Regions from separate parts of the Homo sapiens genome. Here region 2 is linked to region 1. The links are chromatin loops, found by intact Hi-C in ENCODE. Cell type or tissue: dorsolateral prefrontal cortex. All regions are shown on one strand. Links, peaks and the distances in the headings refer to the core of each region. The heading gives the core; the rest is flanking DNA.

What was found. Peaks named below come from ENCODE experiments on the same cell type or tissue, not always from the same donor. Only the 100,000 strongest peaks of a DNase experiment are listed, where the experiment ranks them.
Region 2: a loop joins it to region 1, with 8 times the contacts of the local background. A loop is called at or near these places in 4 of 110 quality-filtered maps.

What each region holds. Positions count from the first base shown.
Region 1 is chr9:121,682,780-121,690,710 of GRCh38, forward strand. The region is part of intron 2 of DAB2IP (DAB2 interacting protein); the gene reads left to right. Among named protein-coding and RNA genes, the nearest start is that of DAB2IP, 35 kb to the left of the region's middle. RefSeq lists enhancers at 1,520-2,020, 4,388-4,537. In dorsolateral prefrontal cortex, for the core only: CTCF peaks have their summits at 1,798 (motif pointing left), 2,001, 4,259 (motif pointing right) and 4,464; DNase peaks (open chromatin) are centred at 1,773 and 4,272; H3K27ac peaks cover 1,041 bases.
Region 2 is chr9:122,119,090-122,127,020 of GRCh38, forward strand. MIR4478 (microRNA 4478) reads right to left here and starts at 1,078; the gene lies at 993-1,078. RefSeq lists enhancers at 6,054-6,820, 6,821-7,586, 7,587-7,931. In dorsolateral prefrontal cortex, for the core only: CTCF peaks have their summits at 4,065 (motif pointing left) and 4,266; a DNase peak (open chromatin) is centred at 4,072; H3K27ac peaks cover 131 bases.

The DNA of each region.
Region 1 (7,931 bases), core at 1,523-6,522:
CCCTGCACAGCCTCATACCAGCTTTGTGGCTTGCTCAGGAGTGGAACTTTTCTGCCTATCTGGGACAACTCCCTCCCTCCTATAGGGAGAGTTGGGGGGTAGGGGAGTGGCTCTCCAGGACCACACAGTGCTACGAGGCTGGCATGTGCCCTGCAAGTTATAGGGGGCCCTGAATGAGGATGGGGGAAGGGGCCTGGGAGTAGATGACCAGAGAGGCTTCCTGTGCATCTGTGGCCATCAGCTCTCAGGCTCCTGAGATTCAAACCCAGGTCTGTCTGCTCTGTGCCAGTAGTGTCTCCTGGAAGGGAAGGAGGGAAGGGTGGCAGGCAGCAAGCTGGGGCCCTGGATCTGCATAGACCAATGGTCAGACTGGGTCTGGGGGCTTTGCATGTGCCCACCCAGCTTCCCCAGGCCCTGGACCCCTTAGCAGCAACAGCATGCTGTTCTTTCTCTCCTGCCACTCCATGGCAGAGGAGCCGTGGTTTGATTTGGGAGGCAAAGAGCTGATGACTCTTCCTGGTCTCCCCACGAGCTCCTTAGCCTGCTCCCTTCCCCAGCCCCAAACTTCCCTGTTGCGGGCTGGGTCCTTCCTCCCTCCCTCCTTCCTCTGCCCCCACCCCCCTCCCATCAACCTTGAGGATGGCTGGCAGGCCTGGGGTGTGGGAGGTGGCAGAGGCTCAGGGAAACTTGACAGCCAATTGATTCCTCCTCGGGAAGTTGAAAGTGGAGAGTCGTGTTTGAAGGTTTAGCTGAAATTAGGTCTCAGGGCTATTTTTTGCGAGATGGAGAAGGAGAAGTGTCAGGGAGGGGAAGGCCCAGGGGTCTGGCAGAAACTGCAGATAAACTCAACATTGGGTTGATTATGGATGCTTCTAGGAGCAGGTCTTTGGTTTCTTTCAACAACTCACTTTTATTGGTGCTTGGTTGTGCACACCCTGCATAGGATGCTGTGACAGAACAAGGAACAGTTATCTCTGGCCAGGAAGGACAGGGAAGAATTCTTAAAGAAGGGACTCTTGGGGCTGGGCTTTGAGGAGTGTATAGGAGTTCGTCAGGAACCAAGGGAGAAGAGTATTTCAGTTAGTGAAGTGAATAGAAGGAAACAAGCTAATGGCCCTGTGTGATTGGAGTGCTGGATGGGTTCAGGGCCTGGAGAGAAGAGTGAGAGACCTTGGTGGGTGAGCTAAAGCCTTTGGACTTTCCCCTGCAGGATACAAGAACCACAGTGGATGATGGCTGTGAGTGGAGCTAGCAGTAGACCTCTGAGCTGTGGACCTCAGGTTTTCCAGCTGCTCACCCCTTTTCTCACTCCTGTAGCCTCCCTGCACCCTCCCCATGTTTCAGCTGTCTTTCTGTCACACAAACTCAAGAAACAGGCATGTGAACACAAACATGCAAGCTAGTGGGTGACCCTCCCGCCCATGTCACCATGGAAAGGCTGTTGGAAATTAACTGGTTCAACCCTTCCCTATACAGAGGAGGGACTGAGAATCATAGACGGGAGGGTCCTTTCCTGAGGTCACACAGCATGTCTAGGGTAGGGCCTGGAGTTGAGCCCAGGTCTCTGTCCCTCTCCCCCGCATCCAGTGGTCCTCACCCCTTACTCCTTCCTGTCCTCTCCTCCCAGCACCTGGATATCAGCCACCCCGTCTGAGCTGAGCCCTTCTCCCAGCCCCCATCACATTTCCTGGGAGGAATGGGTGTTCTTTGGTCCAACTGCCCTCGGAGCCCCACGACAGCTCCTTCCCGCTCATCTGCACACTGCCCCCTCCTGGCCACCAGGCCCCAGCCCCAGCTGTAGAGGGACCCGAAGTTTGGGCTGCGGGCTGCCTGAAGGAGGAATGCATGACTTCAGGTCCAGGAGGGGGCATTCTCTGCTCCCTGCAGAGCCGGCCCCGCTGCCCCCCATTTGTGCCCCTTCCAAGCTACGGAGGCTCCGGGTGGCTGTTGGGGTGGGGAACAGAAAAGCCAGCCAGGCTCACAGATCAGACAAGCCAGATCTGTCCCAGGGTATATGGGGAAACTGAGGCCTGGAGAGGAGCAGCTTGCCCAGGATACTTGCTGGGGCTCCCTCCACTGGCCCAGGCTGCTGTGGGTCCATCTCAGATGGTCGTTCACTTGGGACATATTTATGTTTGTGGCCCATCAACCAGTGGAGGGATGTCAGCCACGTGGTCCTGGCTGTAACAGGGCGGTAGTGCTGGACCCCTGGGTGGGGTCCCACCATGGGCGCCCCAGTTTTCTCCTTGAAGTATGAGGAATTTGCTTAGTTCTGCTCTGTGAGTCAGTCTCCTGACCCAGCATCCGGCGTGTATTCAGCGGATGGGCGGGGTGGTGGAAGAGCAAACCCTGCCCCCTCCGCCCCCTCCACCCTCACTCCCTCCATCCCTGCCCTTCACGGAGGCTGATTGGTATTAAACTATTCAAACCCAAAAGGAACATTACCGTCATTTTGGTCTGTGTCTGCCTTCCGCGGGGGGCATCCCCCTTTTCTGCAGAGGGAGTGTTGGAAGGTGGGACTCAGGAGTTGTCCGGGGTGGCCAGGGTGGGGCAAGGATGTTCTTCGGGGCAGGAGTCTGGGGACAGGGGGTCTTGGAGCCTCCTGAATCCAAGACCAGGCTAGTCTGAGGCCTGGGACAGAGGTGGGACTGCTGCAGTATTGGTAGGGTTGGGAGGCTGTCGCCCCACCCCATTAATACACAGGAAGGTGGTTTCATCAGCTCCATTTTACAGTTGAGGATCCCAGGCTTAGGGAGGAGAGAGGCCTGGCCTCAGCAGGTCTCCAGCTGGTGGGTGGTAGGGGCAGGAGCCCAGCTCTCGTCTGCGAGCCTTGCTGCGGTGTGAACGAACTTACTTTCTTCTCTCCTTTTGCCTTTCTTTATTCTTTCTTTCGATAAATTTGCCATCATCACCAACTATGTGTCAGGGCCTATGCCAGTCATTGAGGATACAAAGAGGATGAAAACGTAGTTGCTACCTGCAGAAATACAGAAGGGCCAGCCGGGGCTTGGTGAAGTAATTTCCAGGCAGGTGAAGGGGAAAGGACATTCCAGGCAAAGGCCAGGACATGGGAAACAGCATGAGCAAATGACAGCAGGAACTGAGCGCAGTTTGGGGGCTGAAATGTGAGGAAGTGGCTGGAATGGAAGCGACAAGAGATCCACGGCAGTGAACAGAGCAGATGGGATCTAAGGCCATATTAACAGGAGTATGAGGTCCTCAGCAAGGGAGGTGAGGTGGGCCAGAGTAGGCCAGAGCAGACATGGAGTGCAGCATACTTGACCAGGCTAGGAGAGTCTGGAGCTCCTTCAGTGGGCAGAGACCAAGACTGGGTGGGGATCCAGCATGGGGTTGGGGGGACAAGCAAATTGCTTTTCTCAAGCAGGTTCTCAGGAGCCTGTTCCAACCCCCCCAACATCTGTGCTCAGAATGCCCTTGGGCAGGGGTAGGGGGAAGAGCCCACTTCAAGGATCCCTGGAATCTTCTGCCTCATCCTGGCAAGTGGCAGCTGGCTTGGGCAGTGTGAGTGAGGAGGATGGAAGTGAAGGGAACAAGCCAGCCTCTGTACCCCCTCCTCTTCCTGCCCTGGGGACTTCCAAATACATCAGAAGGCCATCCCTGTAAATTCCATTTCCCCAGCCCTGCACTTAAGCCTGTTGGGCAGCATGGAATCAGATGAACTGGTTCCCGTTAAGGTGTAAAGGCCACCACCCCAGTCCCTGCCAGGTTCAGTAACTGGCGAGTGGAATGCTCTCTGTGGGGGCCTTTCTTCCTCTCTTCACACCCACTCAGGGTCTTGGGGTACAGTGCTGGCCTCTCCCAGGGATAGTCCCCCCAACCCAGGGATGAAGCAGGATTAGAATCTTGGCCACTGCTCCCTTCTGTAGGATGGCTCAGGCAAGTTGCCCCACTCTCTTTCCCTGTCTGTAAATGGGCAGGAACCCCTCCCCACAGAGTGGCTGTGAGGGCTCAGTGCCTGGCACAAGGCAGCATTCCCCACACCTGTTCCCTTTGCTTGTGTGAGGGGTGCACCTCCACCCCACATTTCCTCCAGAGCCCCAGGTAACTGGGCAGACCCCTCCCACTTCCATACCCTTCCGTCACGGCCCCAAAGCAACATCACCCCTGACTGAACTTCTAGGGCTCAGCCCTGGCAGTAGAAGGTGGAGAGGGGCTGGAGGGGTTCCTAGGGGACCAGAGACCAAGTTCTTAGGTGGTGAGTTCAGATGGAGATGGAGGTGTCTGCGCAGGGTGGTTTCCTGCCAGTTGGGGGCAGCAGAGGGTAGCAAGTGGACTTCTGGGTGGCTCCTCCCAGTGAGTGTTGAAGTCCCAGGGGTTTGTGTGTCAGGGGCCACAGGGAGCTGGCCCAACAAGGTGTTAGCTGGCTAAACAAGGTGTAGAACATACTGCTGGGGGCTGGGAGCAGCTCAGATCCGGGAGCACCTGTCAATGGCTGGGCCTGGCATGACTGGCTGTGCCAGCTGGGCCTAGGTTGACCAGAAAGCCAGGGGTTCTGAAAGGGGACCCTGGTCAGGGACACTGGATGGAACAAGGTCTGGGGCTGGGACAGCTGTCCACCAAGAGAAAGGGCACAGGGTGAGGTGGACCAGCATGTGATCTGTCAGGCAGGGCTGCTGCACTGTGGTCACCAGGCTGGGGCCAACAGACACTCAGTCACTGCCACCCTTTGATGGGTTATAGGCACCTGTTCCACCTACCACTGCTTTGAGAGGGGGTAAGGCGGGCATTGTGGGAGAGGCAGGGTGGTGGTCAGAGCTTGCACTCCAAGTCCCACTGGCCTGGGTTCGAATCCCAGCTCTACCACCTCTGCTGTCTGTACGATGGGGGATTTTGAATCCTGTTCTGCATAGTACTCTGAGTCAGGCCCTGTGCTGAGCACTTTCTAAGTATTGTCTCATTTAATCCTTACAACTCGAGGCTCAGATAACACAAATCTCACTCATAGAAGGTGACAAAATCAAGGCAGATGGGGAGTGAAGAGATAGCTGAGGGTGGCTCCTCTCATGGGCCTGGATCTTGAAGTTCTCACAGCGCCTGGACCATAGCATGCAGCCCAGTCTTTGCTAGTCAGTGCTGTTTTTCTCTTCATCTTACGGACGAGGATGTTGAGGCCCAGAGAGGGGAGGTGCATTGTCCTGGGCCACACGGCTTGCAGGGACAGAGCTGAGATTTGGACCCAGGCCTCCCCATCTCTCTGCCTTATCTTGTCCTGCCCCTACTTTGAGCAGGCCTGGCCCTAGGGGTCAGACACCCCTGGGATAGGAGAGAACTGCTCTCCTCTTGTCATCCTGCCCTGTGGCCCTGCAGGTCCTCCCCTTTCCTGGGAGGTGGGGGAGCCTGCATGTCAGGGGCAAGGCTCAGACGCCTTCATTTTCCCACCTCCTCATGCTACAAAAATGAAACGATCAAGTGGTATTTTGGTGGGATTACAGACATAATTATATCTGAGTTGTCAAGCGGCAATTGTTGTTTCCAAAGCCAGGAGGCCCTCTGTGGAGGTGGCAGCAGTGACATCTGTTTCTAACACAAGGCTCTGCATCGGGATGAGTAACTTCTCCTGTGGAATTGCTTAAAGAACGTCTAAAACGAGCTGAGCTTGTTACTCCCCTGCTCCAGCACCTTAGATGGCTCCCAGCAGGGTGGGGGATCCAGCTCCCCGGCCTGGCATTCAAGCCCCCCAGGCTGTCCCAGCTTCCACGCCTTTGTGTGGGCGGATCCTTCTACCCACAATTCCTCCCCATCTCTCTCTGTCTCCAGAGCTCACTAGTGCCATCCAGGGCTCTGTCCAGGTTGCAGAACACCCCATCTGTACACGCTCCCTCACGGACTCTGTGACTTCATGATCCATCACTTCTGTCTCTCCCACCAGACGGTGGTCACCTTCTCAAGGACAGGGACTGTTTCTGATTTGTCTGAACTCCCAGCACTGGGGCAAGGACTCACCTGTGGCAGGCTCATGAGGGGCTTGCGGAATGAAGGTGCACGAGACAGAGAGAGACAGGGAGTAAACGAATTAAATGGAGTAAGCGCAGGGTGAGCAGGGAAGAGGGTGAGCCGTGACCTCTCCACTTCTGCCAGCCCCCACACTTCTGCCAGCCCCCACACTGGGTGTCTGAGGCCAGAGTGGTCCCCTGCCTTGGGAGGACAGGTCAAGACAAGTGACCCAGCCCACCAGAGGCCAGCAAGGACACCAGCCCTTGCCTTGAAAAGTGCCGGACGTGGTGGCTCATGCCTGTAATCCCAGCATTTTGGGAGGTTGAGGTGGGTGGATCACCTGAGGTCAGGAGTTCTAGACCAGCATGGTCAACATGGTGAAACCCTGTCTCTATTAAAAACACAAAAAATTAGCCGGGCGTGGTAGCGCATGCCTGTAACCCCAGCTACTATGGAGGCTGAGGCAGGAGAATAGCTTGAACCTGGGAGGTGGAGGTTGCAGCGAGCTGAGATCGCGCCACTACACTCTAGCCTGGGTGGCAGAGTGAAATTCCATCTAAAAAAAAAAAAAAAAGAAACTGACCTTGACTCCACCCCATACCCATGGGCCTTCTGAGGCCAGGACTCCCAGGTGAACCTTGGCCCGCAGATGGTAAATCACCCAGGAGAAATAGCCTATAAAATCCTCTCCTAAAATGGTGCATTTTGTATTCTGTAGTGAAAAGGGCTTTTAAAAGCACTGCTTACTCAGGTGGATTTATGGAGTTTCCCCCACCCCTCCCTCCCACTAGTGTTTACTGGTCCTCAGTCCTGGAGCTCCCTGGGGTCCTGTTTTTTCCTTGGTGGCTCTTGGTCCAGGGAGAGAAACAAGATAGCATCTCTTTCCTGCCTTGCTGCCTTGGGGCCCCCCGGGCCAGCTGGGTGCCTGGAAGTGCAGGGGAATCCTACCCAACAGAAGCTCCCTGTGGCCCAGCGCAAACCTGAAAGTCCCACCATTAGTGCCCATTTGTCCCCGGGAGACTCCCCCCCCATGTGTTGTCACCTGCAAATGGGTCACCAGGGAGGCACAACAAAGCTGGAAAGAATTCAGAGATCAGCTAGACTAATCCCCGCATTGTACAGCAGGGAAACTGAGTCACAGAGCAGCTTAGGTGCTGGCTCAACGCCTCAGTCTGGTAATGGAATTACATGAGAGCTTTAGCTCTGGAGCAGCCTGTCTGCTGTGTTGAACCCAGCTCTGCCGCTTCCTGACCGTGCGGTGCTGTGCAAATTAGTTGCCCTTTCTGAACTTCTGTTCTCCCATCTGCACACTGGGTTGTGAGAATTAAAGAGAAGTCATGGGAAGCTCTAATACAGTGCCTGAAGCTTAGACAGGGCTTACTAAACACATCTGACTAATTCTCAGCAGCGTGTTGGAAGAGCCCTCATTAGTATTAATAGCAGAGCTGGGTTTTGACCCCAGACTTATAGACTCCAAACGTGGTTTTCTTGCCACTCATGCAGTGCACAGAGCACAGGATAGGGGAGTTTTGCTGGGGAATGAGCACTAAAGTCAGCAAGCCCCGGGAGGACTGGCTGGGACCTCAGTGATAGGACGTGCAGGCAGGCGGAGATAGTATAGACCCTGCTGCAGGGGTGTAACCTCCTGGTGGAATCGGCTTCCTTGCAGCCACGAGGCCCTGGGTATCCAACTCCCCACCCCTTAGCCAGGGCTGGCTGAGAGCTTAAAGAGCTGATGAGGTGTTTGTAGCCATCCAGACCTCTGGGACAGGCTTATTATGCTAAGGCAAGTGTCAGCTGGAGGATCTATGGGACAATGAGTCACTCCCTGGCTGCTCTGGGTTGTCACATCCCAAGCTGAGACCTTGGGAATGCGTAACTGGTTTCTGTTCGCTGATGCCCGCCTAATCCTGGGCACTGGCAGGTACCAGGAGGGCTCTGCTGACGTCCTCAGCTCCCCTCCCAGCTTCACCTTT
Region 2 (7,931 bases), core at 1,101-6,100, 440 kb after region 1:
CTCTGTCTGGGCCAGTGTCCTCACTTATAAACCAGAGGCACAGGGCCCTGAAAACATTATGCTAAGTGAAAGAAGCCAGACACGGAAGGCCACATAATGTCTAATTCCATTCCTACCAAATGCCCAGAATACGAAAATCCATGGAGACGAACAGTGAATTAGTGGTTGCAGAGGCTGACGGAATGGGGAGTGACATCTCATGGCCACAGGGTTTCTTGTGGGGTCACAAAAATGTTCTGGAGCGCCATAGTGGAACCGGTTGCACAACCTTATGAACACAGTCATGCGTTACTTAATGATGGGGATACGACCGGGCACAGTGGCTCATGCCTGTAATCCCAGCACTTTGGAAGGCCGAGGTGGGCGGATCACCTGAGGTCAGTAGTTCGAGATGAGCCTGGCCAACATAGCGAAACCCCATCTCTACTAAAAATACAAAAATTAGCTGGGTGTGGTGGCACGTGATTGTAATCCCAGCTGCTCAGGAAGCTGAGGCAGAAGAATTGTTTGAACCCGGGAGGCGGAGGTTGCAGTGAGCCGAGATCGTGCCACTGCACTCCAGCCTGGACGACAGAGTGAGACTCCATCTCAAAAAAAAAAAAAAAAAAAAGATGGGGATACATTCTGAGAAATGTGTCACCGGGCAATTTTGGTGGGCAAACTTACATGAACCTAGATGGTGTAGCCTACTGCACAACTAGGCCACATGGCATAGCCTATTGCTCCTACACTATAAACCTGTACAGCATGGTACTGTGCTGAATACTGTCAGCAATTGTAATGCAATGCTAAGTATGTGTGTATCTAAATATATCTGGATGGTTTCCCTGCAGGTAACAGCTGGCTCTGATGTCCTAAGGAGACCCCAGCGCCATGACAAACCCAGGGATCTCTGATTGCTCCCAGCCTGAGTCGCTTCATATCCTACATGGGAGGCTGAATCCACAATCCCTCCTGCAGACGTACCCTCTCCTCTCCCTTGTCCCTGCAGAGGCCAGGGCTGCAGGGGATGAGGCTCGCCCCTAGTACTGCATGACCCTGTCTACAGGTTTGGAGGCTCCTCAGCTCAGCCTCGGCCCCTGGGCTCTTGTCTTGCTAAGCCCAGAGACCCAGCTCCCACTGGGCTTGGTGGCTGCTTGAAGTGGATCATGCCTTGCACCTCCCCCTCCTCTCCAGAATCTTCTATGTGTGCCGAGACTCCCAGAACAGGAGACATTTGGCTACATCACCCAAGATGGTGCCCACTTTCCATTGCCATGGGTCTAAGAAAAGGTGAAGTTCCCTCCCCCAGCCCTTCCCTGCCTGCTGAGGGATAGGACATGTGTCCCCATTTGCAGTGGATGCAGGGAGGGCTGGAGAAATGCTCTGTGCTCTGAGTAAGGCATGTTCCCCTGTAAGTGTGCCCATGACAGCTTGTGTATGCATATGTGCATGTATGGATATGCATGTTTGTTGGCAGGGATCTGTGCACATTTGTAGGTCTGCCTTTCTACCCGTCTTGTGTTCTGGACTGTGCACATATCTGCCTTGACAGACTTATCAATGTTCACACACTGGCTACACCTGTACCTTGTCTATATGTGTGGCTGCGTGCGTGAGTCTGCTGGAGCTCAGCACTTGTGTGGCTGAGCTGTTTACACCTGTCTGAATATGAGGGGTGTGTTCACGTGTCCCCTGAACGCACACTAGTGCATGTGTCCCTTCTGTGTGTGTCAAGGCAGGCCGCACGGCCATGAGGACCATAGCCCAGGCCTTGGAAGTTTTCCACGAGCTTAGACTCCAGCACCCACTGCACATGGCAAATGGCACCAGTGACCTGCCGTGGAAGGCACAGATGCCAGAGGGCACCACTACTCCAGCAGGAGCAACACCAACAAGGCCAGCACCAGCCCCACCCATGGCCTCCAGAGATCCTGGAGCCTGGAGGGCCCAGACGAGCTGGCAGCTCCAGGCTCCAGGCTCCTCAAGGTCCCACAGACAGGCCAAAATCCAGACAGCGGGAAGGGACAGCACAAGCCGGAGCCTGGGGACCAGAGGCAGTTTGGGGGTGCTCCATGGGGCCACACCCCAAGCCTGCTCTACATATTCTTCTAGGGCTCCAGAAGTGGGGAAAACCACAGGTGGGGAAGGCTGCCCCACAGGTGTACAGGTACAGGTGTGAGGCTGACATAGGTGGGTGAAGGATCAGAATCAAGAAGAGGAGATACTTCCTGCCTGATGAGTCTCTAGCTGTCCCCTCCAGGGCGCAAAGCCCCAGCACCTCCTTCTCTCCTGTCTTTGGGGCACCCAGCCATGGCCCCAGCCCCTTGGGCTCCAGCAGCAGCAGCAGATACAGGAGGCTGAGGCTCAAGTGAGAGTGGCTAGAGGGCAAGTGAGCTGAGCAGGTGGAGGCCAGACCACCCTTTCCCATCCCAGCTGGCCCGGGCCACAGGTGCCACTCGATGAGGCCTCAGCTAAGCACCGAGACAGTTGCCCTCAGACAGCCCACGCCAGCCAGCTCCCTGCACCAACCGGAAGCTCCTGCGGCACCTGGCACCACCCGAGGCCCGCCTGGGAAAGAGAGGGCCTGAGAGCCAACTCAGCCTGGCACCCGGGAGGCGATGGTCTGGTGAGACTTGGGAAGCTGAAGGTCCTGCCCCAGGTGGAACTCAGAAAGATAAAGAAATGGCAGCTCAGAGATAGGAGGGGACTTGCATAGGCTGCCTGTCCAGGCAGCGGCCAAGCTCTTGTGACTGTAGAGTCCTTTATTACCCTTTCCCACTCCCAAGCCAAAATGCTGGTACCAGGACCCAACTGAGTCAGATCCATCTTCAGTTTCCCCTAGACACCCACCCAGTGGGCTCCAAGAGGCCAAATCCCGGGGACTGGACCCCTAGGACAAGTCGGTGACCCAGGGTTGCCTGCCCTTCTTTGCCCCAATACCAGGACTGCCCTGGGCCTATAACATGCTTTCCTGAATTCTGGATAGGTCTCCCTACCATAGCTCAGAGAGGGTTGCCCACTTGCCCAAGATCACACAGCCGGGGAGCTGGCACCGGACAACTGGCCCGTGGGTGTTCTCCTGTGTCACTGTCCTCGGCTGCCCTGGGCTGGCCCAGCTTCTGAGGGGAAGGGGCCCTCCACAGAGGTACTGTCTCCCCAGGCCACCTCTTGCTCCTGCCCTGGCTTCAGCTTCCCTGCCACCCACCAGCAGTGATCAACTAAAGCCACACTTTGTCAGACATGGAATGAGGCTCCAACCCTGACTCCTTGTCCCCAGCTGAGGCCACCAGCAGCCACCAGCACACCAGCCCCTCTGAAGATCTGATGGCGGCCCAGAGCCAGGAATCAACTGTCGTGACCCTCACATTGCCCCTCCCACCAACTGGCACCAAAGGACTGCAGACCCACAGGGCAGCACTGGGAGGCATCCCAGGATAGGGTGGGGCTGCCTCAGAGACCTGAGGACCAGCAGTGCTGAGGAGACTCTCATGCTCTTTCCCTCCTTGTCTCGATGAGCCCTGAGGCCCAAAGAGGGCACAGGTGCTGACATGTCCCAGAGAGGGCAAACAGTGGCAGGACAAGGAGCCTGCACAAAGAGCCAGAGCTCTGCCCTGGGGGCAGACAGAAGAGGCAGAGGCAGCCCCACCCCCACCCCAGTACTCCCCGTAAGAGGAAGCAGAGGCCACCTTCACAGACGGTCGCTGCAGGCAGGTTTAACCCAAGCTCATGGGATGGTCTGTCCTCACTCAGCTAACCTTGCACACGCCTGTAGGCCTCCTCGGGCTAGCATTCTGTGTTCTCACCACATGCTATACCTGTGCCATTGACCTTACTCACTTAACACACTTATTGTGGTCAGATGGGGGGTGTCACATTGAGCTGGGAAGGCGGTAAGGGGATGCAGAATGAAGGGGATCCCAACAGGGTCCAAGAGAATATGATGTCCAACTGCCCCATTTTGCGGAGAAAGAAACTGAGGCCCAGAGAGCCCAAGGACGCATCACAGATGAAAACAGCATCTGGAAGCCGACTCCTTACAGAAGCCTGAGCCCACGCAGGACCTGCTTTTATGCTGCCCCCTTGTGGTCAGAGGAGGGACTGCCACCCAGAGGCGCCCCCTGCCTTGAGTCCACTGAAATATTTGGTCTCCTTTTCTCCTTCTGAGGTCAGCTCGCCTCAACCCTACCCCAGGGTCTTACTCCCTCCTTGTTTGTAGGTCCGGAGGATCCTCAAGGGCAAAGGGCACCCGAGTGTCCCCACCAAAGGCTGGCCCCCTTGAGCAGAGATACGTGGAGAGGTGACCAGCTTTGCTTTACTGAGCCTGCCTGGCAGCCCCACAGCCATATCCGGGCCCCCTCTTCAGTCCTCATCTCCGTGCCTCCTCTTGTTTTCTACATGACTAATCATGTCCTCTTTCTTGGAACCCCCTCCTTCCTTGGCCCCAGTGATGCCACACTCTCCTGGGTTTCCTCCAGTCTTCCTGGGTGTTCCTTCTCTCTTTTGTGGGCATCTTGTTCCCCTCGGTCCCAGCCTGTTGGTGCCCCCTGAGCCTCTTGTTTTTGCCTGGATTTGGAGCTGGGCCACCTAGCCGGCAAGCAGGTAGACACCTCAGGGCACCATCAGACCAGGAGCATCAAACAAGGAAGATGAGGAGGAAAATGTGTTTCTGTGAACCCATGGATGTGATGATTGCAAACGTTTTTTGTTTTTATTTTTATTTTTGTTTTTTGAGATGGAGTCTCACTCTGTTGCTCAGGCTGGAGTGTAGTGGTGTGATCTCGGCTCACTGCAACCTCTCCCTCCCAGGTTCAAGCAATTCTCCTGCCTCAGCCCCCCGAGTAGCTAGAATTACAGGCATGCGCCACTATGCTCGGCTAACTTTTTGTATTTTTAGTACAGACGGGGTTTCACCATGTTGGCCAGGCTGGTCTCGAACTCTTGACCTCAGGTAATCTGCCCATCTTGGCCTCCCAAAATGCTGGGATTACAGGTGTGAGCCACCGTGCCAGTCCAAGAGTTTTGTAAGGCATGTAAGTGTTACATTTTATAATTTAATTTAGACTCCTTTTTGACTCATGGGGGTGAGGTGAACACCATATCTTTGGTGCTTAGGGCTTCCAAGGACCTTTCCTGGGTGGCCTCAGCTGTGCACTGCCTTCAACCACCTGTCAGTAACCTTCCAACTCCCAAGTGAATATCTCCAGGCCTGATTTCAACTGCCTCCTGGATACCTCTCCAGACATCCCCTTGGCTCTCAGGCTCTAGGCTGATACCTCTCCAGACATCCTCTCCAGACATCCCCTTGGCTCTCAGGCTCTCAGGCTCTCAGAGCCACATCAGACTCATCATCTCTCCCCCAGGCCCCTTTGTCAGCACTGATATGCCCCAAGGTAACTTCATCTTCCGGCTCCATGCCCACCATGGCCAATTCCTCACCAAAGCCTGGCGAGTCCATCTCCTTAATAGCTCTGGGATCTGCGTCGTTCTTGCCACCTCACTCCTGCCCCTGTCCTGGTCCAGGCCACCACATCCCTCCCGTCTGGCCCTCCTGCCTCCTTAGCTGGTGCTCACATGCCCATCTGACCAAGTCGCTTCTTAGCTGGTGCTCCTTAAGCTTCTCCTTAGCTGGTGCTCACATGCCCATCTGACCAAGTCGCTTCCCTGTCTGGGCCTGTCTCCAGATCCCTGTCCCCCAGAATAAAGCCCACACACCTAATACTGGCCTCGAAGACCTCCAAGGGGTGGCCTGGCCACCCTCCACAGCCTCATCTCCCGCCACCCAGGATCTCCCCTGCTGTTTGAGGTGCTGAGATGCTGTCAGAGTTTGATGACTGACAAACAAACCAAACAGGAGAGTGGCTGGGCTGGGGTGAAGTAGGAGAAGACTAGACATACCTCCCAGAGCTCTTCAAGCTGGTGATGACCTATGAAGTTGTCCACTCTGCCACTAAAGACCACCAATCTGCAAGTGGTCCCAGCCCAACTCGTACTCCTCCCATGATAAGGAGCTCCGCCCCCTCACCATCCCTGGACTGGTCCTTCTGTGAGCAAGTTCTGCTCACATGTTCTGCATTACATGCAGATTGGGGTAGGGAACTGGAACTCAAAAGACCCTCGACCCTAGGAACACAAATTCCTTTTCCTCCCTGAAATCCCATCCCTGGGAGTCCCAGTTCTCTGGGTCTGGGCCTGGGCACCCGCATCGTGGCTCAGCTGTGGTTCTAGGAAGCTAGCCAGAGCCTGACAGAGAGATTGCCAAGACAGCCGCCAGAGGGCAGTGCTGCCCCACACACGCCCAGGGGCCAGCCTGCCTTTGTGTCTCAGGCTGCGTGGGTCTTTCAAGGAGAGGCTGCGTGTCTATGTTTGTGTGTATGTGACTGTGGGAGTCTATTACTTTGTGTGTCTCTGGCGGCAGGGTTGGGGGTTGTCTAGGCCAGTTGGTATATGTGGTTGTCCATTTTTGCTCACGTCTGAATACCCCAATTTCCATCCCAGGAAGGGGTGCAGATGCCTGGTTACTCAGTGGGGCCCCAGGCAGGACGGGGAGGAGCACGGCCATCCTCTGAAGAGCCCTCGCCACCATCACCCCCACCATGAGCCTCCAGCCAGACTGGGCCTCAGGTACTTGTCAGTTAAGTCAATGACCCAGTGACAAGGACCAGTTAGTTGTCCTTGTCACTGTCTGGAACCAGGGCCAGTCCTGGTCTGTGGCGTCCAGGTGCTGCAAAGCCCCAGTCCCTCCCTCCCAGCCTCCTCTCCCCTCCTGCCCACCATCACCATACAACAAGGACAGGGAGACTATACCCCCATATCACAGTGGAGGTGTCCGTTTGATCAGCCTTGAGCTGGACACCAGAGCTTCCTGGTGACTCACCGGCAGCCCCCAGGCTGGTCAGGCCCGGGAGAAGGACGCCAGTGTACCCTGCCTGCTGCTGTACCTGCAGGACATGCCTGGACACCAGCGTGCTCTGGGAGGGAGCTGTCCTGTTGCCTGCGGTGGTGGGGACAGGGGAAGGCTGCTCTGAGCTGTACTTGGGATGCGTCTGGGAAGACAGGACGGGCGTGCCAGCAAGAGAACAGCATGTGCAGGGCAGGGAGGTGTGAGGGCGCAGCCTGGGCAGCCAAGGGGCCTGAGCCGCAGGATAAGTGGATCTGGTGGCATGCGGGAGGCGGCAGAGGCAGCGGGCAGGGAGGGGCCTCTCTCCCCAGCAGCTTGGTTGCGGGGACGAGCCAAGCCACCCCATGCTCACAGCCAAGGCAGGGGTCTTGAGACCCGCCTCATACCTCTGTGACCTCCAAGGAGCAGACGGTCCCCGTTACTGCCCCTGCTGTACCCAGGGACCCAGGAACGCAGGGAATGTGAAGCTGGAGGGGGAGGGACAGCGACTGACATTCTAGACCGGTGATGCACCCAGATAGAGGCCTAGAGCGAGGAGAGGAAGTGCGGGGCACAGAATAAGTAGAGAGAGAACAGAGGGAGAAAGAGACACCGGGAGGGGAAGGGAGACAGAGACGGGGAGTCGGAGGAGGGAGCGGAGAGAACCGAGGGAAGGGGTTGCCAGGAGGAGGGGTAGGGAGAACTTTCTTGGCCTCCCTGCTCGCGCCCTCCCGGGCAATCAGGCCGGCAGGAGGCAGGTGGTCCGGGGCAGACAATGGCGCGGAGGAGTGCGGAACCTGGGACTAAATTTGGCGTTGCCTTTGCAGGGCGCGGGGCGCCCGTTCATCTCGATGCAAAGGAGAGACGAAATGAATATGCAGCGCGGGCTGTAATTGGGCCGCCGCGGCCGCCGCCGCCGCCGCCGCACTATAATTTTCCAAACAGGATCTTGCAATCAGGGCCTTATTCATTAGCGCATAAACAATTTTGTTTCTCGGCACTCGAGCCTGTCAATCACGCGGAGAGGGAACATCTTGGCCGGAGGCGCGGGCCACCGTGCGCGCTCCCACGC